Linked DNA regions of Homo sapiens: region 1 is linked to region 2. Evidence: chromatin loops called from intact Hi-C (ENCODE). Cell type or tissue: tibial artery. All regions are shown on one strand. Each heading gives the region's core, and the rest is flanking DNA. Links, peaks and the distances in the headings are about the cores only. Region 1 overlaps DLG2 (discs large MAGUK scaffold protein 2). Region 2 holds the start of DLG2-AS2 (DLG2 antisense RNA 2).

What was found. A loop is a pair of places that touch in the nucleus more often than their neighbours do. Peaks named below come from ENCODE experiments on the same cell type or tissue, not always from the same donor. Only the 100,000 strongest peaks of a DNase experiment are listed, where the experiment ranks them.
Region 1: it touches region 2 in a loop (4-fold over the local background); 4 of 110 quality-filtered maps call a loop at or near these places.

Annotation. Positions count from the first base shown.
Region 1 is chr11:83,686,631-83,697,243 of GRCh38, reverse strand. All of the region lies in intron 18 of DLG2 (discs large MAGUK scaffold protein 2), which reads left to right. It overlaps DLG2-AS2 (DLG2 antisense RNA 2), which reads right to left. Exons shown (of 12, transcript NR_187249.1): 8 at 5,169-5,223; 9 at 4,173-4,315; 10 at 3,434-3,512. Among named protein-coding and RNA genes, the nearest start is that of DLG2-AS2, 54 kb to the right of the region's middle. In tibial artery, for the core only: no CTCF peak of the experiment used is centred there; a DNase peak (open chromatin) is centred at 5,685.
Region 2 is chr11:83,629,690-83,640,302 of GRCh38, reverse strand. It overlaps DLG2 (discs large MAGUK scaffold protein 2), which reads left to right. Exons shown (of 28, transcript NM_001142699.3): 19 at 6,978-7,092. DLG2-AS2 (DLG2 antisense RNA 2) reads right to left here and starts at 2,610. Exons shown (of 12, transcript NR_187249.1): 1 at 2,353-2,610; 2 at 1,817-1,901. In tibial artery, for the core only: no CTCF peak of the experiment used is centred there; no DNase peak of the experiment used is centred there.

The DNA of each region.
Region 1 (10,613 bases), core at 906-8,905, 57 kb before region 2:
TCACTTCAGTTGATCATTTATTGAGCACCTACTTTGTGCTAAGCACTGTTCAAGGCACTTTGAATTGTTAGGTAGAAAAAGTAGAACCAAACTTCTACTTTCTCCTCCCCAGAATTCAAAATGTTACAAACACTGACTCATTTCTTTGAGGGCAAAGAGCATGTCTTGTTATTCTTACGTTGAACACCTAGTATAGGACCTCACCCACAGAAAAATTTTTGTTTAGAGTAAAATGAATGATCTCTTCTTTCATCTGCTTTTCTGAAGGTGCTTTTAGCAGCATTGAACCACAGAAAGGGAAATTATATTTCTGTTTACTATGGCGAAAATTAAAAATGGATTTTTGACTTGGTACATATTCTCTTTTGTCTTGGGCTCCCATAGTGCTTTGCAACTCTCCAATAGCAGTATCACTTTTCTTCCATTTGTGACTACGAAGTCCTTCATGTTAGGGACCATGTCCTATTTCTCTGTTTCCTTACTATGACAGACCCAATACTCTGCACATAGTCATTTACTCAATATTTGTTTAATTGAATTAATCATAGGCTGCCTCATTTCCCTCTCGGAAGGTAGAGAACACATCTTGGTCATTTCTGTTTCCATTATATCTATAGTAGATTATGATGTACATTTTGTACTTAATGTATCATCAGTAAATGCTTATGGACTTCAAGTCTCCTCATTCCCTTGGTTGGATTTTTTTGTACTACCATTTTGCTTTTTCATATCAAGATGCCCAAAACTGTGACTCAAGGAATGAGTGCCTTTACTGACTGACTGACTGGCTGGCTTACCTAATGAGTAAATAATAATAACCAAGTACATATATAAAGTGCATTCTCATATAGCCACAAAATGTCGCCCTCTCACCTGCCACGTTGGGAAACAGGGTCCAGAAAAGGAAGAGCTTATCTAAGGTCACGTTAAGAGATTGTGCCAAAGCTAGGATTAGAATCTAGATTTCATTACCTCCAGCCCAGATTTTCTCCTTCCTAATATTAGTTCTCCCTTCTTTTCTTTACATTCCCACTGCTGCCATCTAAGATCAGGCCCTATCCCTCCTACCTGGACTGCTGCCATTGCCTCCTAACTGTTCTCTATGCTCCCAGCCTCAACACCTCCAGTCCATCCTCCACCTGGTTGCCAAGGTGATTTTCTAAAGTGCAAATCAGATCATGTTCACTCTGCTGTTTAAAGTCTTACAGAGGCTCCCATGGCCTATGGGATGGAGTCCCCTGACCCACATGACAGAGAATGATCCACCCCGTGACTCCCAAGCCTGCCTCTCATTTCTCTCCTCAGTCTGTTTTCCAGCTGGGTTCAAATGTCTACAGTGACCATAACCTTCAGGTTGTTTCACATCACGGTGGAGCCTGTCCCAATTCCTCCTGTGCTCTCTGCCCAGACCATCATCTCAACCTCTTCTCCCTTGGTTAACAGCTTCTTAGGCCTTCTAGGTAGACAGACAGGGGATTTTCTTTTTTTGAGGATTTTCTTTTTTTGAGATGGAGTCTCACTCTGTCACCCAGGCTGGAGTGCAGTGGCACCATCTCGGCTCACTGCAACCTCCACCTCCCAGGTTTAAGTGATTCTCCTGCCTCAGCCTCCCAAGTAGCTGGGATTACAGGCACCCACCACCATGCCTAGCTAATTTTGGTATTTTTAGTAGAGACAGGGTTTCAACATCTTAGACAGGTCTCGAGCTCCTGACGTCAGGTGATCCACCCACCTCGGCCTCCCAAAGTGCTGGGATTAGAGGCGTGAGCCACTGCACCCAGCTAGGACTCTTTTACTGAATCACAAACTCTATCCTCTTCCCCTCCCCACACATAATTTCTCCCTCATTAGAGGTGATCGCTAAGCACCTCATATATTTTCTTCTATCTTAATAGCGGTAACAGGCCTTTCACTTTCACTTAGTTTGTGAATCCTCCCAGTTCTGTGAACGTCTTAAGGGCAGGGGCTGGGCTATTCATGTTTGTATTCCCAGAACCTGGCACTAGGTCAGGCATATAATAGATGCTCCATTACACTGCTGCTGACTCTCTGGAATAAATATAGCTTCCATAACCCTTCACAGTGAATTAACTCAACTTATGGTTTTCTTTAAATTAAGCCTCACATGGAATGATAGTTGAATTATGTAAGACTTAAAGGAAAGAGAATGTATTTAAAGAAAACCAGCTCTTGAAAATGCCTTACTTTTATAGGTGGTGAACAAATATTTCGTAGCAACCATGGGATAATGTATCAGCATATTGGTAATGCAAAGTAGACGGGGCCACTGAATGTGTCTCTGAAGCTCTTTGCCACTGCCTTCCCACTGCGTCTCTCTTTAGCCCCCAGTTTACTGAAAGAAGTCAGTGTGGTTACCTATTCGGTGAAAAGAACTTGTGCCACATTCCGATCTTTCATCGTGGAGTAGATTTTCAGCTACATTTCCAGCTCCGTTGTTAAACCCATTCCTGCCTGATTTGCCAATTGCTAAAGTGTTCATTTGTTTTATTTATTTATGACGCGAGTCCCTTGGGTTCAAAAATCGCTTCAAAATGCTACTGCTCCATCTGGTTTAAATAGAGCATACTAGGAAGAAATAAGAGAAACAATGGGACCGTGAGGTTGAAGGAAGAAAGGAACAGTCTGGCAAACAGGAAGCAGAAGGAAATTAAGATTCTTTTTTCTTTCTTTATGACTTTGTGCTGGGGGGAGGGAAGCTATTTTCAGCAAGAAGATATGGTTGCTATCTGGAAGTTCACATTTCTATCTGCAATGATCTGATATTCAAAATCTATGAGGTCTGAGTCCATGAATGACTGTGAATCATGTTCAGGCAGGCTAGTCTCCAGGGCCGGGGACAATGGCCTTTGTTCTTCCCTTTTCTTATCTGTTTCATTATTCTCTTAGGCACTTAATATGCTGAACACAGGCAGCCCTGTAGGATGTTCTTTCCACGCAAGGGTAGACATTTTGGCTTTGGACTTTCTAGATTCTCCAGCAGAAGAGCCATTTACCTTGCTAATGCTTTTCATTTGTTTGAAGTCCTTGAAGGGCATGGTGGTGAGAGATTTAGTTAGAGTCCCAGCTCTGTTGCTTACTACCTGTGTGATCCTGGGGACACGGCTTTGCTTAACCTCTGAGCCTCAGTTTCAATAGCTCTCAAGTGGACCAATAATACTTATGTATTAAGCTTGTCAAGAAGATTAAACAAGCTATGTAAGAGGGCTTCACAGTAAACACTCAGGAATCAATAGCTATTTTTATAAGATCTGACTGTACTTCATTTTACATGCCCTTTGGGTTTTACAGCACTCCTCTGTGAGAAAGATACAGAAGGCATTTTTGGCCCAATTTGACACAATTGCATGAGGGAAGGGGCTCACAAACCCGAGAAACCCTGCTCCCAGTGATTGGTCCCTTTCCGATCTGTCACCTTTGGCTTGTGGTTGCATATCCTCTCTTCACCTTTTCTAAAGAATGACTCAGAGCTTTTCCTTTTGACAGCAAACCCTCTGAAAGAGAGACAATAGCAATCAAATACTTTGGCATTATTCACCCGGAGAGCTAAAAGCTGTCTCTGCCTTCCACATTTAGAGTGTAGGATACTGCTTTAAAAAGCACTAAGCAAGGACAAAACAATGTGATTGGGTCACATCTTTAATTTGTATTACTTTCCCTTTTATCAAAAGGGAAGTGGACAGGGTACGGTGTCCTCCACAAAGAAGGGTAGGAGAGAAGGGTGGAGCAGCAGGCACAGAGCTGCCTTCGCCGTTCCCACACCCTACTGCTATGCACGGTTTGATTGCGTGTTGCCTGCTGTTCATTTGGCCCTTCCTGAAGGGACTGGAGGGCAAAACAAGGACTCTGCTTCCCCAAAGTTGGGGAAGGTAATTAGAAGCTGCATACTACACTCAAACTGTCCAGTGACTATTCAACAGTACTAAAATAATGCTCAAATTCACCAGACAACTTTTCCTGTGTGCACTCATGCCCCCAGACCCAGCATGGTCAGCCAATCTACAGTGAATTTATTTCAGGCATGTGACAAGGGCTGACACTTCTCCTCAATTTGGTACTGTAAAAACTAACAATAATATGTTAGTTATAATAATACCAGTAGCTGTTACAATCAAAACTCAAAAAAAGGTTTAAACAATTAGAAGCTTATTTACTTTCTCAGAAAGTCTAAAGCCGGTCTTCTTGGCTAATGGGCAACTCTCCCCTGGTCAGTGATTCAGGAACTTTGGCTTTTCCACACTATGGCTCCTTCATCTTCAACATGTAGCTCTGAAGCCAAAAGATTCATTGCATCAAGCTAGTAGAAGGGAAATAACATGAAGGCTTGTGAGGGGATTATTTTTATGGGCCAAGCTTGTTCCCTTACATTGGCCAGAACTCACATTCCCTTGGCCCAGACTCAGACACATGGCCACACCTAATTTTTAGGGTAGAGTCTAGTTTTGTGCTCTAGGAGAAGAGGAAATGAGTTTGGTGAACCAGATAGTCTCTGCCTCAAAGTAGTAATGACAAAAATTAACATTTATAAAGCATTTGTTTTGTGCCAGGCATTGGCTAAGCCCTTTACCTACATTATTTTTAAATTCATATACCATATTATTCACTTGTTTAAAATATACAATTCAGTGGATTTTATTATATTCACAGAGTTGTGCAACCATCACCACAATTTTAGAGCATTTTCATCATCTCCAAAAGAAACCCCATAACTATTAGCAACTCCTCATTTCCTCCCACCCCCTACCTCCAGCCCTAGGCACCATCAATCTATTTTCCATCTATATGGATTTGCCTATTCTAGGCATTTCATATAAACAGAATACCTACATTCTTTTATATAACCCTCACCATGATCCTAAAAGTTAGGCATGTTATTACTTCCATTTTACAGATAAATTTACAGAGAATCAGGCTGTTTAAATGATTTGCCAATAATTTTAAGCCCTGCTCATCATTGAACTCCATTATGCTGTACTGCATCCCAGTCATATCATGCCATGATTTGTTGCAGGGAAGGGGTGTTTGTTTGCTTGTTTTCTAATGACTATTATGGCAACAAACTGACTTCTTTATAACAGGCTCCTTTACTGAAATGACAGGCACTTAGGTGTCAGAAAGCTTCAGGTTTGAAACTCAGATCTACCACTTACCGGATACATGAAAAATATACACTGCTTAGTTCCTCTTGAGTCCCAGCATCTTTATCTATAAAATGGGAATAACAAATTCCTGTTTGCGGGGAGGAGTCAATGAGATTAACATATGTGAAAGCTCTTCTCACAACTTTACGTAGTCCATGTCCTGCCAGTGTAGTTGTCCTTGCTTAGAAGTGAAGTTCTAACTATAATTGGGCAGCCACAGAAATTATGTTCACATGTCTGGTCTTCTGGATACCGTCCAGGAAAAAATTATTGTAACTTGCACTTTTCGGTATCCACGTTACAACCCAGGAGTGGCCGAGACCCTTGGAGAATCTGCTACAATGAGAATGAGAAAAAAGGGAACATATTCTCCAGGACAGCAAAGCATATGCAGAGTATCTTCTATCGGCTTCTGATCTCCACTGGGCAGAGCAGCTTGTTACAGGCACCTAGAACCAGCTGAGCCAGTGTAAGTTTGAAGTTCGTTGGGAAAGAAGATAAGCTGGCTGAGTTTCTGTAGGCAAAGAGCCAGTAATGAGGTTTCCAGCATTCCATCACACGTCCTTTTCATCACTTTCAGCTCAGCCAGAGACAGCAGAGCCTCATACGCAGGGGCCAAGTGTGTATTTGAGAGACTCGAAGAGGGAGAATGAAAAGTATTGTGAATGAGTGAATTGTACTTTTGTTCCATTGACCTGTTCCCCACCCTACCCTGTCCTTAGCCATAAATATATTAAAAGCTAGATAGGAGAGTACAGAGAAGACAGTGGAGGCAGTGGGGAAGTTATATTACGTGTGGCTAGTTAAGTTACATAGCCAGAAGAGGCCAGAAGAGAAAAGTGTCCTGAACTCTAGGTGAGATCAAGTGCATATTTCAGCCTTAAAAATTTATCCTAAAAACCTCTGATTCTGCCATTTCCTAAGTGCATGGAGAAGTGACAACCTCTCTGAACCTACATTTCCAGATAGGATTGTTATTGGAACCATGACTTAGAGCCATGCAAGCTGCAACGTGCACATGTCCAGTAGACTCCAGTCATATACACAAGGGGCCAGCAAACTTGTTTTGTCAAGGGCCAGATACTAAGCATTTTATATTTTATAGGGCATACAATCTTTATTGAAATAGTCAACTTTGCCATTGTAGTGCAAAAGCAGCCATAGACAATACATAAATACATAAATGGATGTAGCTGTGATTCAGTAAAACTATTTGTGGTCATGAAATTTGAATTTCATGTAACTTTTATATAAAAGTTTCATACAAAACAGTATTCTTTTCTGATTTTTCTTTCCACAAACTGAAAATGTGAAAAACATTCTTGGCTTATAGACTATATAAAAATGGACAGTGGGACAGATTTGCCTGCAGGCCATGGTTTGCAGACACCCCCCCCACCCCCACCCACAGCATGGACCGAAATGTTTGATACCCTCTACAGAGGTATAATATGGTGTCCAGATTATTGTAAAGAGCAAATAAGTACTTGTAAAGGCATTAATGTAGTGTCTGCCCCTTATAAGTGTTCAGCAAGTGGTTATTATTACAATTAGCTCTTTTAGAAATAATGAATATTGACTCTCTATTTGCCACTGACCTTTGAGGGGGGAGAGCCATTACATTTAGGTTGTTTAACATTTCTACTATATTAAACTTGTATTATAATTAAAATATATATTAAAAATAAAAACTAAAAAACTGGTTTGTACAGATAGTGGCACTAGTAGGCCACAGAGTTTTTGGGTTTTTTCTATTGTCCCAGTGTTGCTTCTTCAATTCCTAGATATTTCTTTAGTGCTTGGTCTGTGCTTCTGGGTGCTCCATAAATGAATGAGATTAGGTCTTTTCTGTCTAGGAGATCTTGGTATTCTTCAAAGTGATTATACGCACCCCAGTGGTAGCCAAGACCTTCTCTTTTTATTAATTTTTCATCACAGCCTTTAAATTTCTGTTTTGTTATATGTTTTATAGTGTGCCACACTGTGACACAGTAATACAGTTACACAATAATTTATAATATTTTATGTATATAAAAATACATAATTTATATTTACATAAATATTTATTAAATATTATAATAAATATAATATTATAATAAATATATTATAATATAAATATATATTATATAAATATATATAATATATATTATATATTTATGTAAATATATAATATTTACATAAATATATTTATGTAAATATCAATTATGTAAATATTAAGATAATGGGTGAGTATGCAAAGTGATTTTAAATGATGGTGTCAGCAAGCAAAGTTTTGAAACCACTGGTTTAGGAAGCAAACAGATGAATATATCCCAATGGGAAACCAGATTTGGTATGAGTGATGAATGTTCTTATTCACAATGACACAAGTGTTTTCAGGACATAAACTGACATTTAGTCTGGTGTCTTGTTTTGACATTTAATGTAAGTACATTGTGTGAGAAACAAGATAGTTTACATTTTTTTTATTTCATAAGAACACAACAGCTATATGAACTAGATAATATTATCCTCATTTGATAGATGAGGAACCAAGGTTTAATTCAGAGAAGTTAAGCAACTTGCAAAGGTCAGCTTGAATGAATCAGGACTGTCTAACTATAAAGCATGACATTTTCCACTTTAGCCTTCATTGCATTGAAGAAGTTCATAAAAAAAGATGATTAGTCTCTGGTATTCCTACTATCAAGTTAGTCTTTTTTTCCATCACATGTACTTATGTTATTAAGTGCTAAATGGATAAAATTTCACTCCTCCAGAGTTCCGTGGTTAACCCCCCACCATCTCTTTGCATATGCTTCTTACTCTGATTGCAACACTTGTTGTTTGGATATCTCAATATCTCCTACTCATCTATTAAGACCCAGCTTAAGACTCATCCTCTCCTTCCAGAAGCCTTCATGACCTCAGTCTCCAGACTGAGTTATTAGATGCCATTGCTCTCAACCTCTATAGCACCTTAATGAAAGTCCTTATAAAAATATGCTATGCAGCTGTGTAGTTAGCTATTATCTATTAAATTTATTACTCCCTGGACTGAGAGCCTAAGGAGAGGGAGAATATGACCTTGATTACATCGTTCTTCTGGCATTCAACGTAATAATGTAGTGCCTGGGACATCGTAAGCCCTCCATATATACTCACAGAATGAAGGAATCTCTTCTTTACTGATTTGAAGTCTGAGATAACTTTGGCAAAGGGATAGATTGAAGTGGTCTTAACTAAGGTTTCTCAGGATAGGACAAATTGGTGGTCCCCAAATTAGATTATAGGGGACCAGATAATAGATAAACAAAGAAGGCAAACTCTTATATGTAGGAAGGCTTTCTCCTTCTGAGTTTTCTCAGAAATTGAAGAAGGTACACACAATCATACCACTCAAATTTATATTAATGATGTATATGACATCAATATATATTAATTTCTATATATACTTATGTTTATATGTATGCACACATACTCATGAACACGAATTCATAAAAATAGACTGCCACAATTTCTATAAACTGTCATGGGGATCACTGAATGTTCAATAAGAGGGTGAAGTTTATTAACACTCTCCAGGCTGGTCCATCTTGCAAAGTCATCCAGTTGCTGTAAATCTCCCTTAGTCCTAAAGTCGTTTCCCTTCTGGATGCATAAATCTTCACTTCTTTCTTTGAAGGGAACTAGCATTTACTGAAAGCTTTTTTATGGTGTTCTAGATACTTAACAAAGGTGATCTCATTTAATCCTCAGACATTCGCACAAGCCCACAAATCCTGAACCCGAAAGAAAATGGATCAAGTCAAAAGCAACTCAAGAATTTTACTGAAAACTAGGAAATCTATACTAAAAAGGAAGGGGACAAGACTAAGGAAATTTCTGAATAAATGAATATTGTTAAATTCAAACAAATTCGTTGCGTGGGATTATATCAGAATAATTTCGTGGTAATTAATTGAGATTGTGACCATTAACGTGGACACTTTGTTTATGAGCAGGGACCTCTACAGTTGATTGAGAGCACAGCTTCTTCTCTCTACCAAGTGTGTTACTGTTTGTGAAGAGCTTCCTTTTTTTTTTTTTTCTTTTGAGACAGGGCCTTGCTCTGTCACCCAGGCAACACAAGTGCAGTGACGTGACCATACCTCACTGTAGTGTCAGTGTGGCTCTCCTGGGGTCAAGTGATCCTCCTCCCTCAGCCTGCTGAGTAGCTGGGACTTCAGATGTATGCCATCATGACCAGCTGGTATTTTTTGTTTGTTTGTTTGTTTTAGTGGAGATGGGGCCTCACAGTGTTGCCCAGGCTGAGGACTTGTTTCATAAAGGGGACAGCATTGGAACATTTGTCTTCAGACATTTATGTTTCATAAACCAGAAACATTTCAGAACAAACTTCTATAGGCCACAGAATTGCCAACTTTTTATCTTGTCAATAAAATGAAAGACATTAAAAAACAAAATAAAAATTTACGAAAAAAATCCAACTACTGTTTATTCTCACCATCATTTCAGAAGTAAAAAGAACAATACCAAAACAATAGGAAGAAAAAATAAATAGCAGGAAGGCAATAATTCTATAATAAAAGAAGGTCATTTTAGCTCAATGAAAAATCACTGCATCCTACTTCCTTTTCTCAGTCTGCTCTGGACCAACAAGGGCCAGGGACCAGTGTCTAAGAACCACCGCCACTGTGCATAGACTTTGAAGCGGTACAGATTTTGATTTAAAGCCCGGCCCTGCCAATTTCTAGCTGTGAAACCTGGGGCAGGTTACTCAACTTTTCTCAGCTGCGATTTCCTCATGTACTAAATGAGGATAATATCTCACTGACTATACTCATTTCCTAAGGCTGCTGTAACAAAGTACCGTAAACTGGGTGGCTTAGAACAAGAGAAATGTATTGTTTCAACATTTTGGAGACCAGAAGTCTGAAATGAAGGTGTTATTTTGGCCATTCTTCCTGCGAAGGCACTAGGGAAATACCTGGTCTAGGCCTCTTCTCTGCCTTGTGGTAGTTTTTGGGTTTGTGGCACCATAACTCCCATCTCCACAAAACATTCTCCCTGTGTGCACCTCTGTGCTCAAATTTCCTGTTTTTATGAGAACATCAGCCATATTGAACTAGATGGAAGTAGTGGCCCACCGTATTCCAGTGTGACCTCATCTTAACTAATAACATCTGCAACAATTCTATTTCCCAATAAGGTCACATTCTGAGGTACTGGGGGCAAGGACTTCAACATGTGAATTTTGGGGTGACACATTTCAACCCACAACATTGACCAATCTCTGGAATTGTTGTATCAAAGTCATACACAGGATAGGCTGAATATATTAGAAAGTACCTATAAAGCATCAGAAAGAAAAATAAGGGAGGGTTGTTTGTTTTTAAAAAACAAGTTATAATTGAGAAATTTATAATGTAGGGACAGTAAGAAATTTGTGTAAGGATATAGGACTAAGAAGTA
Region 2 (10,613 bases), core at 1,360-9,359:
TAAAGCACAAATTTCCTTTATTATAAGACACCAAGAGCTTCTAGTTCAGATGTGTCTATTTAAAGCATCGCGTGTGTACAGCAGGTGGTCTCTTCAAACTAATTCTCCTGTAGTGTGGAAATGGATAACTCAGCAGGAAAGCAGTCTCTGTTGCTTGGATGTGCAGAGTCCTGTTTACAGCTCAGTGATCTTACCAGTTGTTGTTAAAGCTGCACACGTTTATAATGAACAAATAGAAAGAGGGTGCCACTGTCACCATTAGTACCACTAAGAACTGCATATGTCTTTGTCCTGACAGGAGTCACCAAAGTAATAACAGCAACACCTATCTTATATTTTCAGAACACTTCAGTCAAATCTCATTTTGAGTCTCACAACCACTTTGTGATGTGAACCTCACAATTTGTAGATGAACAAACTGAGGTTCAGTAACTTCCCAAGGCCCCACTAGTAATAAATGACAAGATTAAGACTAAAAGCTGGCCTTCTAACATAGAGTTCCTTTTTTTTTTTAATTTTACTCCCAGTACCTTTTTTTTTTAATTATTATACTTTAAGTTTTAGGGTACATGTGCATAACATGCAGGTTTGTTACATATGTATACATGTGCCATGTTGGTGTGCTGCACCCATTAACTCGTCATTTAACATTAGGTATATCTCCTAATGCCATCCCTCCCCCATCCCCCCACCCCACAACAGGCCCCGGTATGTGATGTTCCCCTTCCTCTGTCCATGTGTTCTCATTGTTCAATTCCCACCTATGAGTGAGAACATGCGGTGTTTGGTTTTTTGTCCTTGCGATAGTTTGCTGAGAATGATGGTTTCCAGCTTCATCCATGTCCCTGCAAAGAACATGAACTCATCGTTTTTTATTATTCACAATAGCAAAGACTTGGAACCAACCCAAATGTCCAACAATGATAGGCTGGATTAAGAAAATGTGGCACATATACACCATGGAATACTATGCAGCCAGCCATAACATAGAGTTTCTAACCCTGTTCCCTCCGTTTATGGCTTCCTCTTATCTGGCAATCATGAGACCCCTGGATGAGGTCGTGACTGATCGAGGGGCATGCTGCCCACCATCTCACTTGGGAAAGGGGGAGGGCAGGCCATGGCCTCATGCTATTGCCTAACCCACTGAGTGTATTGTTTTCTTATCTCAGAACCAAAGTAAGCCACCTGAGTCTCGAAGACATGAGCAGCTGGGCAGTTTTAATCAATGCAGATTAATCCTACTGCATTAAACAATGCCAGCCTTCTCACAGGAGGCAATGCCTCCTTTTCTGTGTGAATGGTAGATTTGCATTCTGAGTCGCCTTACTTACCCTTAACAAATTGCAAACAAGTGTATGGCAGAGCCCCCCTCACTGTGTAGTTTGTGGTGTTCACACCTATGACCTTGCTCCATCCAAGTGTCCATCAGTAGCTCAAGGCCTTGAGATAATACTGATGAATGAAATCACTGATATTCCTGAAAATAGCAGCAGCTTTGGAATTGGACATTATTCTCCTGGACTCCAAGTCACTATGAACTTATGAGAGTACCCTGAGTGGTTGCCTAGCAGATGAGAAGTTCCACCTGATGGCAAGTGTCCCAAAGTATGGCCATCTGTGGCTCATTCCTATTTGACCTGGTGAAGACATCAATTCATAACAAGTAGAGGGAGGCCGTAACAGGGGGCTCTAGGAGCAGACACAGGTTTCCATTTTACTCAGTACAGAAAGGGGTTACAATTTTCGCAAGTGATGAACAAGAATAGGTGATGAATTACACACAGAAGTAATAGAAAGAATTGACAGTCATTACCAAGCGCCAATCTTTTAGATCCATCAGCTCTCTCATAATCTTCTCAACAGATCTTGAGGTAGGTCCAATTCTTATTCCTATTTTACTTGAGAAAATTAAGCACAGAAAGGTTAATAACTTTCACAGTAATGTATAGCTATTTAGTGGCACAACCAGGATTTTGACTCCATCTACATAACCCAAATCTTGTACACTTTTTACTATTATCATCCATCTTGTTCAAGTGAATACAAATGCCAGAACCCCAAATTAAATGCACCTAGTCAGGAACAACTGGCTTTACATACTCAAAAATGTGGAGGAGAAAATGGGTTATCATATATAGAGGTGGAGAAAGAACTAGCTGGGGGTAATGTTTCATGAAGCTCCTCTAAAACGTTTGCTTAGGAGTTGGGTTTCAGTGGTTTGCTTCTTGTTACAGAAGAAAATCCCCCCAAAACATAAAACAACTTGTAATTTAAAAAGCATTTACCAAACATCTATTTCATGCAAAGCAAGACAGAAGAAAATGCTGCAATTTTAATATTGTTTTATACCTCGGCATGATCATGCTTAATTTTCCTGTCAATGTCCTGTTCTGGAAGCAAATTCTTTCAGGTTCTGACTTGTTCAAAACTATGAAAGTCCTGTCTATACAGAAGGTAGAATGATAGACCCTGAGGTTTGGGAATAGAGATGAGTGAGGCATCCCAAGTCTCCAAGTAGCTTACAGTTTGATAGAGGGAAGACCAGCATGCACCTGACTAACACAATAGATGAAGGGAAGAAGAGCAAGATGTCAAGAGGGGAAGGGTGGAGAATTGAGGAAGCCTTGCATTCTAAACAAGCCTTATATTCTAAACAATTGTGGTGTTATAACCAATGTCATGATGTCATGGAAACAAAATGGCTTCACGGCGATCCAGGGTTGAATCCTAGCTCCATGTTCAATGAGCTCTGTTACCTAGTAGCTCTATGACTTTTGTGAAGTCAGTTAACCTCTCTGAACCTCTGTTTCCTCATCTGTAAAATAATATATCTACCTCAGAACTTTCTTAGGAAAAATAATGTATTTTTAAAAGTATGTAGTACAGATCCTAGCTCATTGCAGGTGCTCAGTAAATGTGAATTCCACATTGGATGATATAAAAATTGAAGCATTTGAAAATTTCATTCAAATGTTCTCCTGAGGCTTGGAATCAAGACAGTGTTATGAATTTGACTGAAAAATGTTCCAAAGGGACAGGCATAGATATGAGTAAAACATTTGAGGAAGAGAGAATTAATATTTAATGGATATGGTAGTGTTAGGTTTTTCTGTTTTAACTTGTTGAAAAATACAATTTCAGGACTTCTATAAAACATACTTATATTTCACAATTTGTGTAGCAGGTTTCCTGTTTACTTCTAGAGCATTTCTAACTATGAACTTGTTTATCTCCAAGAAGTTGGAGACAGAGCTCTGCCGCCACAGATGCACCATTTATATTTATAAACCCAGATCTTACTAGTTTTACTATGTGAAATTTCTTGTGTTTATGTTTAGTTTTCAAAGAAAAGTAGCAAAGAGACAGATAAGCACCTCTGACACAGGATTTACATTGAGATGACTGTCAAAGTAGGAAAGATGAAAACAGGATAGATTCCAATTAAGGCAAATGCAGTATAAATCATTCATTTTGGGGAATTTTAACACCATAGAATGTCATGCAGTCAAAACATTTCGAAAGCATGGCAGAAAACATTTTGGGTATCTAATAAGCCATACTGTAAGGCAAATATAATTTATTATTAAGGCAAGTATTCTATTGTGTTACAAAAAATGAGGCAGCTACAAGAGCCTAACAAAGTGTTGATTGTATATAGATGAAGTGTCAGAGAATTGTTTCCAATGTATGACATGATTGAGATGGAGAGATCCTGGAGAACAATAAAAATAACAGAAGAATTTGGAAGTGGTAGTTATTTGACGGAAATAAAGCCTTGGAATTAGAATATTTAGTTTTGAAAAAAGTAGCACTAGGGGAGATGCATGTTCATCTTTCTTATTGCAAAAACATAAAAATGAAAATGGACAATTTCAGTACCTGGAGCCATTTTATAACTGAATTCATCTAGGTATTCTACTCCCTCATTTATTTTTTATTCACTCAAAAAAAAGTTTATTGAGCATCTCAGACACTATGTTAGGAAAAGGAAGTTCCAAGAAGAATGAAAAATATTTCCTGCCCTCAGAGGGCTCAGTCTAATGGAAGATGAACAACTGTACAAATAACTGCAAGTTGGTGTGATGAATGCAATGAAGTAGCAAAGTGATTAAATGAGGGTTGGGACTTGCACAGAGTTAGATGTTTAAGAAGGGGCAGCTGGAAGGTGGGATCTCCTGCTTTTATCATGGGTAGTAAAGTCATCAAAGGTATAAAGGAGAGTGTCCCATCTCTCCAGATGGGAGATTTAGTGGTACTTAGAGATGACATGTAGTATTTATCAAGTGGCAATGTAAAGCATGGATCAGAAAAAGTTAAGAGTTCTTGATCTGTGTTCCAGACAAGGCCCTTTTCTTCTCTGGGAAATGCTATTAGAGGCTGTATGATTTTTGTGCAAAGGTTTGACCAGTAGTCCCACTTCTGGTGCTCTGCTAACCTGCTGCCAACATTCACATATACACCAAGATCCCTGTTTGTGATAGCAAAAAGCTGGACAAGCCTAAATATCTAATGATAAGGGAGTTGTTAAATACAGTCTAAACTATGGAATAGACTATTAAGAGTATTAAGAAACATGATATTTATGTATTTGGTAGAAGGCAGGAAAATATCCAAATTACACTATTAAAAAGGGGGGAAAAGTCTTAATACAATAAATAGCTATGGTCTTGTTTGTATGGTTATGTGTGTATGTACACACAGCTACCCACAAACACACACATACATATCCGGCACACAACCATACATGTACCACTAGGGTAAGCTGTAGGGAAAGAGAGCAGTGAGAGAGAAGGTAAGGGAAGGCAGAAGAGACGAGAGCCTCTCAATTTTTATCCTGTGTTTTTCTATATCTTTCAAAATTTTCAACATCCATAGACTTCATTTTGTAATTTAAAACAGAAATGAGATAATGCCCATGAAGCATTGAGCATATTGTCTGCCATGTGGCCAGCAATAAATGTTAATTGACTCTTCCAAGGTGGCAAGAAAATACGACTTGCTCAAAATGATTTAAATCTGCATACAGTATCGTATCTTTATTTTTCCTTAATTTTAAATAAAGACAGGGTCTCACTTTGTCACCCAAGCTGGTGTGCAGTGGTGAGATCATAAGTCACTAAAACCTTGAAATCCTGGGCTCAAGTGATTTTCCTGCCTCGGTCTCCCAAATAGCTGGGACTATATGTGTGTGTCACCACACCTGGCCTGCATACAGTATCATATTGATGTTTATAAATAAATGTTTTCTCTTGCTAGAAAATGAAATACATTTTCCTAAATTATAGTCAATAGATTTTTACCTTAAATATGTTGTTAAATATGTGTTCTACTTATTTAATCATTTAGGACTTATTTATTCAAAGCTAAGCATGAGCAGGAAGCCTTCCAAATCTGGATAATACCAGACTTTGCTTATGCACCAGAAATTTCCAGCCAACTATTATGGCTTTATCTGTTGTGTACTAAACTTTAAAAATATTTAATATTCAGAGTTTATTTTCCTGTTATCTATTTATTGCTGAAAACTAAGGTCAAATCTTTTAGAAAAGCTATCCCTACATTAATCAATACATATCCAGTAAGTTGAAATGAAATTACATTTTATAGAACTTTTTCTTATAAAGAATTTGAAACACTCTGTAAGTAGATCATCTTTTATTGTATACATTCATCCTTGTTTTATTAAAGTTGTGAATAAATTGAATTGAAAATCAAATTGTTTTCTGAAATATACTGATATACTCTATTAAAATTCTTCATGGTGAGTTTCTTTGTAATTAAAAGAACCATTTATAATTCCAATTAACATTTTTAAGTTTATTTGTGGGTAAGTTAAGCCTGCTGAATTTTCTAAAGCAAGACATTGTTTTGCCAAGGAAATGATAGAAGTTTCTAGGTTGTGATAAAAAATATTGAAACATCAAAAGCCGTTTCTTTTTACATGTTCATTGTGTTAATAAGTACCTTAGAACCGATTCTTTCTTTATCTTTATTGGGTTGACATGCCAAAAATATTTTTTTCTGTGAAACAATAGCAATGTTATAATATACAGATTTCTTTGATTTTTTTATCCCCATAACTTTTAATGTTTGAAAATTTCTAAAATTTGGCATGTGGGCAAAGCTATAGGACAAAATTGAGGTATGATCCCAAGTGGTCAACTTCTAGCAGACCCCCACCCCCTAACAAAATTTAGTTAAATTAAATGAAATTTCTTACACAATTCATCACCAAACTCTTGATTGTCAGGTCTATCAGGCTGAGAGTAACTAGAGTCTCTCCTCAATACCCTATTGAGTTGGGATTCCCATGGAGTTTTTTTTTGTTTTTTGTTTTTTGTTTTTTGCTTTTTGCTTTTTGTTTTTGAGGTAATTATAGATTCACATGCAGCTGTAAGAAATAACTATTTTACTCAGTTTCTCCCAATAGTAACATTTTGCAAAACTATTGCATATTATCACAACTAGGATATTCACATTGACACAATTCATCGATATTATTCAGATTTTCCGCAGTTGTGTGTGTGTGTGTGTGTGTGTGTGTGTGTGTGTGTGTTTAGTTCTGTGTAATTTTATCACACGTGCAGTTACCAATATCCACCGTGCAGGCAAGATAGAGAACATTTCCATCACCACAAGGATACTTTACATTGCCTGTTTATAACCACATCTACCTCCCTGCCTTCCCATGATCCCCCATCCTCCCTCTCCCAGCCCCCATGGACTTTTTACAAGTTGGGAATTTGATGGTGGTGTGTTTTCCAGGTACGTTTTGGGAAATAACTGATTTATCATTTTCCTCTTATAAATGTCTGTGAATAAATAATAGGAAACAGGCATACCCTTGAGTTGCACATCTCCCCATTGTTTGGCAAAGGAACCAACAACGTGGGTGAGGGGCTGCCTGGGCTGTGCAGCATTTCCAACTCTTGAGGGCACAGAGCAAAATTTGCTACCTTTGTTTTCATTCCCAGATTACGCTCGATTTGAGGCCAAAATCCATGACCTACGAGAGCAGATGATGAACCACAGCATGAGCTCCGGGTCCGGATCCCTGCGAACCAATCAGAAACGCTCCCTCTACGTCAGGTAGGCAAAGGAGTATTTCTCTATCTGCACTTTGTGAGCAATTCAACTTGAGAAAACAAAGGCAACACCATGTAGCAACAGAACATGTGTCCCACTTAACCCACTTTCATCAGTACACTACTGAAAGACCTTGTGTTTAAGCATTTGGAATAAATGTTTGAAATGTTATTAGATTAAATTAGTTAAAGGTGCCTGCTTTTATCAAGTTATTCTTTGGCAAAGTTATGATTCAGGATAAAATGCTCAGCATAGGTTGCAATAAAAATAATGAGAAGAAACATTTTCATTTCTAATAAATCTTAAATGGCATATGTGGACCAAACCCTTGGACATTTACTTACCATCAGTGTGAAAAGAAAATATTCCTGTATTATCTCCTAACCTGCCTGATACTGATTGCATTAACTTTAGTGCATCAGTTTAAAATCCACGGCATTCTTCTAAAGAGTTATGTGCTTTTCTCTAACAAGTTTTGGCAGAAAGACTTCCTTCTGTGTCATCTCGCTACCAGTTTTTTTCTCAGACCATAGAAGTTACTTGTTCCTTGTCTGACAAAACTCATCAATTTACCAGAAAAAGATAAATGATTGATTGAATGTGAAATGCCTTCCAGTCTTTCATCCTAGTAGCTACCTCTTGAGTAAGATCCATCAACACTCAACTATAACATGCTCCTCTTCCAAGACAAGCTTCCTGTATTACTTCCAAACTTCATCAGTGCTGACTGTACTTTTAAAAATATATAAGTACTAACAGGCAAAAGGAAGAAAGTGATGCCTAATTAACGGGCAACATGAATCTATGTACCATATGGAAGAACCATGCCCATTCTTATTGTATTCTCCACTCCCCACTCTGGCCTGAATTCAATCTGACTCCAGCCTGAGGTCATATCCTTCTTACCTGAAATTTTAGGCATGACGTATATGTTATAGATACTAATTTACATGCTTGAGTTGAACTTTTGCTGTTGGTTCCACTTTGGCTCTAAAGTTAAGTTTTGTATGTATTTGGTATTCACAGCAGGGCTAAGAAGGGAGTGGGATTCTGGAAGGCACAGGTTCTCATAGGGCTTAATTTCCCGACTGAACTGATAAGCCTAGAGTCCCTTCTTATTCCAGGGAAGCCCTGAGATTAAGAAAAACAAGTTATTAACCCTATGAATTTGGCCAACTCCATTTCAAAAGATTATTTTGATACCCTTAATTGTAATCTGTGACTGTTCAGAACCACCCTAAAACATGTCTTGTAGTGACATTACAAATATGATGGAAAGTTAACAAGCTCCATTTGTGGTTCTTCTTCTCTCTTGTGTTGTATTGCTGGTCTACATGCTACAAAGTATTTTTAAATTTTGAAATGTTTTAGTCCCTGGTAGCAAATTGGAAAAAGTCAGCTGGGTTAATAGGATAGAACTAAATCAGTTAGTGTAACTGAAATGGTTATATATATAATAAAGCTCGGAGGGAAAATTACCAAGTGTCTTATTAAGAGATAGAATGCATAAATTGTTCAGATACTAGAAGAAATTTGCTGAAATATATTGCTAATAGCTATTAAGTTTTGGAAGATTAAGAAAATTAAATGAAGTGATATGATATTATATAAAACTAATACACTTATTTGAAAGAGTAGTAATTAGATTCAGATCTTTATTCTCTAAAATCATAAATAAAAGTATAACGTACAGAAGAGACAAAGACTTAGAGTAACAAAGTAATGGTTGGAGATTGTATTGAAAGGAGGAACCTCTTTTTAATGAGACTCAAAAATACTTGACATTTCATAAGAAAGTCCCCAAATGAAATCTCTGTAATATACAAATATGGTATTTAGTTTCCAAATGTTCAATTATTACTACTTATTTTGTACCTAGAGGGCTGACTTTAGCATCTAAATGACTCTAAGAGACATGAAATTAAAAGAAATATGGGCCATGCGTATAGTCATATCAGCAAATCAGAAAGAAAGAACTTACAAGAGCCCCCTGGCCTTATTCTCATGAAAAGTGATAAAACAGACCAAAAAAAAAAAAAAAAAAAAGCAAGAAGCAAGGCCTAAGTGAAATTCTTACCAAAAAGGATTCAACAAGTTTGTACCTTTGTACTTCTTGAATACTAATTTTGGCTACAGGATTTTCATACAGATGCTTGCTTTGTCTAGAGTGCTTGTATAGGACCACGGTCAGTTGTGTTTATTTTAGAAAGTCAACTACTTGCTCTCTCAGAATAAATTACTAGCAGGGTTTCTCTGATTATATAAATATAAGAGGATGATCATGTCTCAAATCTGAGAATAACATCCTGAAAATGGTGTTATTCTCCTCACTTTACTTAGCTTTATGTAATTCTAGGGCTAGAAGGAACCTTAGCTATCATTGGGCCCTCTGCTTAATTTACAGAAGAGGAAACTGAGACCTGAGGAGAACAGAGACAGAGACTTGCCTGTGATCCCACAGCTATCTGTGGCAGAATCAGCTCTCCTACCCCCAGTCCCATACTTCTCCCCACATCACTCTGCCTCCCTAAGGGCCTAGTTTATGTGGTGTCAGCTGTTGAATACACTTTAGCTGTGATTCCCAATCTGCTTCTGTCAGCACAGTGCTGGACTCTTTGATTAAGGAATAAGGAGAGGAGAAATTCTAACACAAATGTCTTTGAGGTTTTTGCACAGGATAAACTGTGCTGTAGGAATGTGGGATTTCTTTGGTATTATTTATAGTTTTCTGTGAAGCCAAAACCTAAATCAGAAAGCAAGCACCTTCTTTGTTCTGTGAGAAACAATTTAGCTGACTTAGTAAAATATTTGCTTGCACCAAAAAACCATTCTTCCCCTTGGATTTACCTCCCATACCCTACACACACACACACGCATGCTCACAAGCATGCTCCCAACTCTAGCCCTGGTCCTGGTGGTGTCAGAGAGAATGTACCTTCCTGGGGTCTTGCAGAAGCTGCCTTCATTTCCCCACTAGAAATGATCTTCCCAGGTAGTAGCAATTTGTTTACCTGAAATTTTGAAGGGAGTGGTAACCAGCACTCTCTGAGCCAGGCAGTATTTTAAATATGAGCCAACCCTCTCTATTTTCTAATCTAGTTATACTTTTTTTCCTTTAATCTTTCGTGTGAAGTGCTTGAAGTACTTTAGTGGTGCTGTGCAAGTGGAACTGATTATTGCTAATGTTAACTGTTCTTGTTCTGTGGGAATGATTTGGGTATGTTTGATTTAATATGCTACTTGTATTGTGTATTTCCTGCATTGTGAAACATATAGCAGTAAAGCATTGTGAAACATGTAGTTCATTTAAAAGTAAATAAAGTTACAAATATGAATAAAATGTTTTTCAAAATGCTGCACAAGTACATTATCAATTCTTCAAACATAGATGCATTTAGGCTCCTGAGCTACTGGAATATGAATTTTATTGCGTGTATTTTGAGGCTCTCGTTCACTGCCTTGGAAGAGTGAGTTTATGAGCTCATGAAGATCTCCCTACTCTAAAATATCCTTTTCCCTTCTTA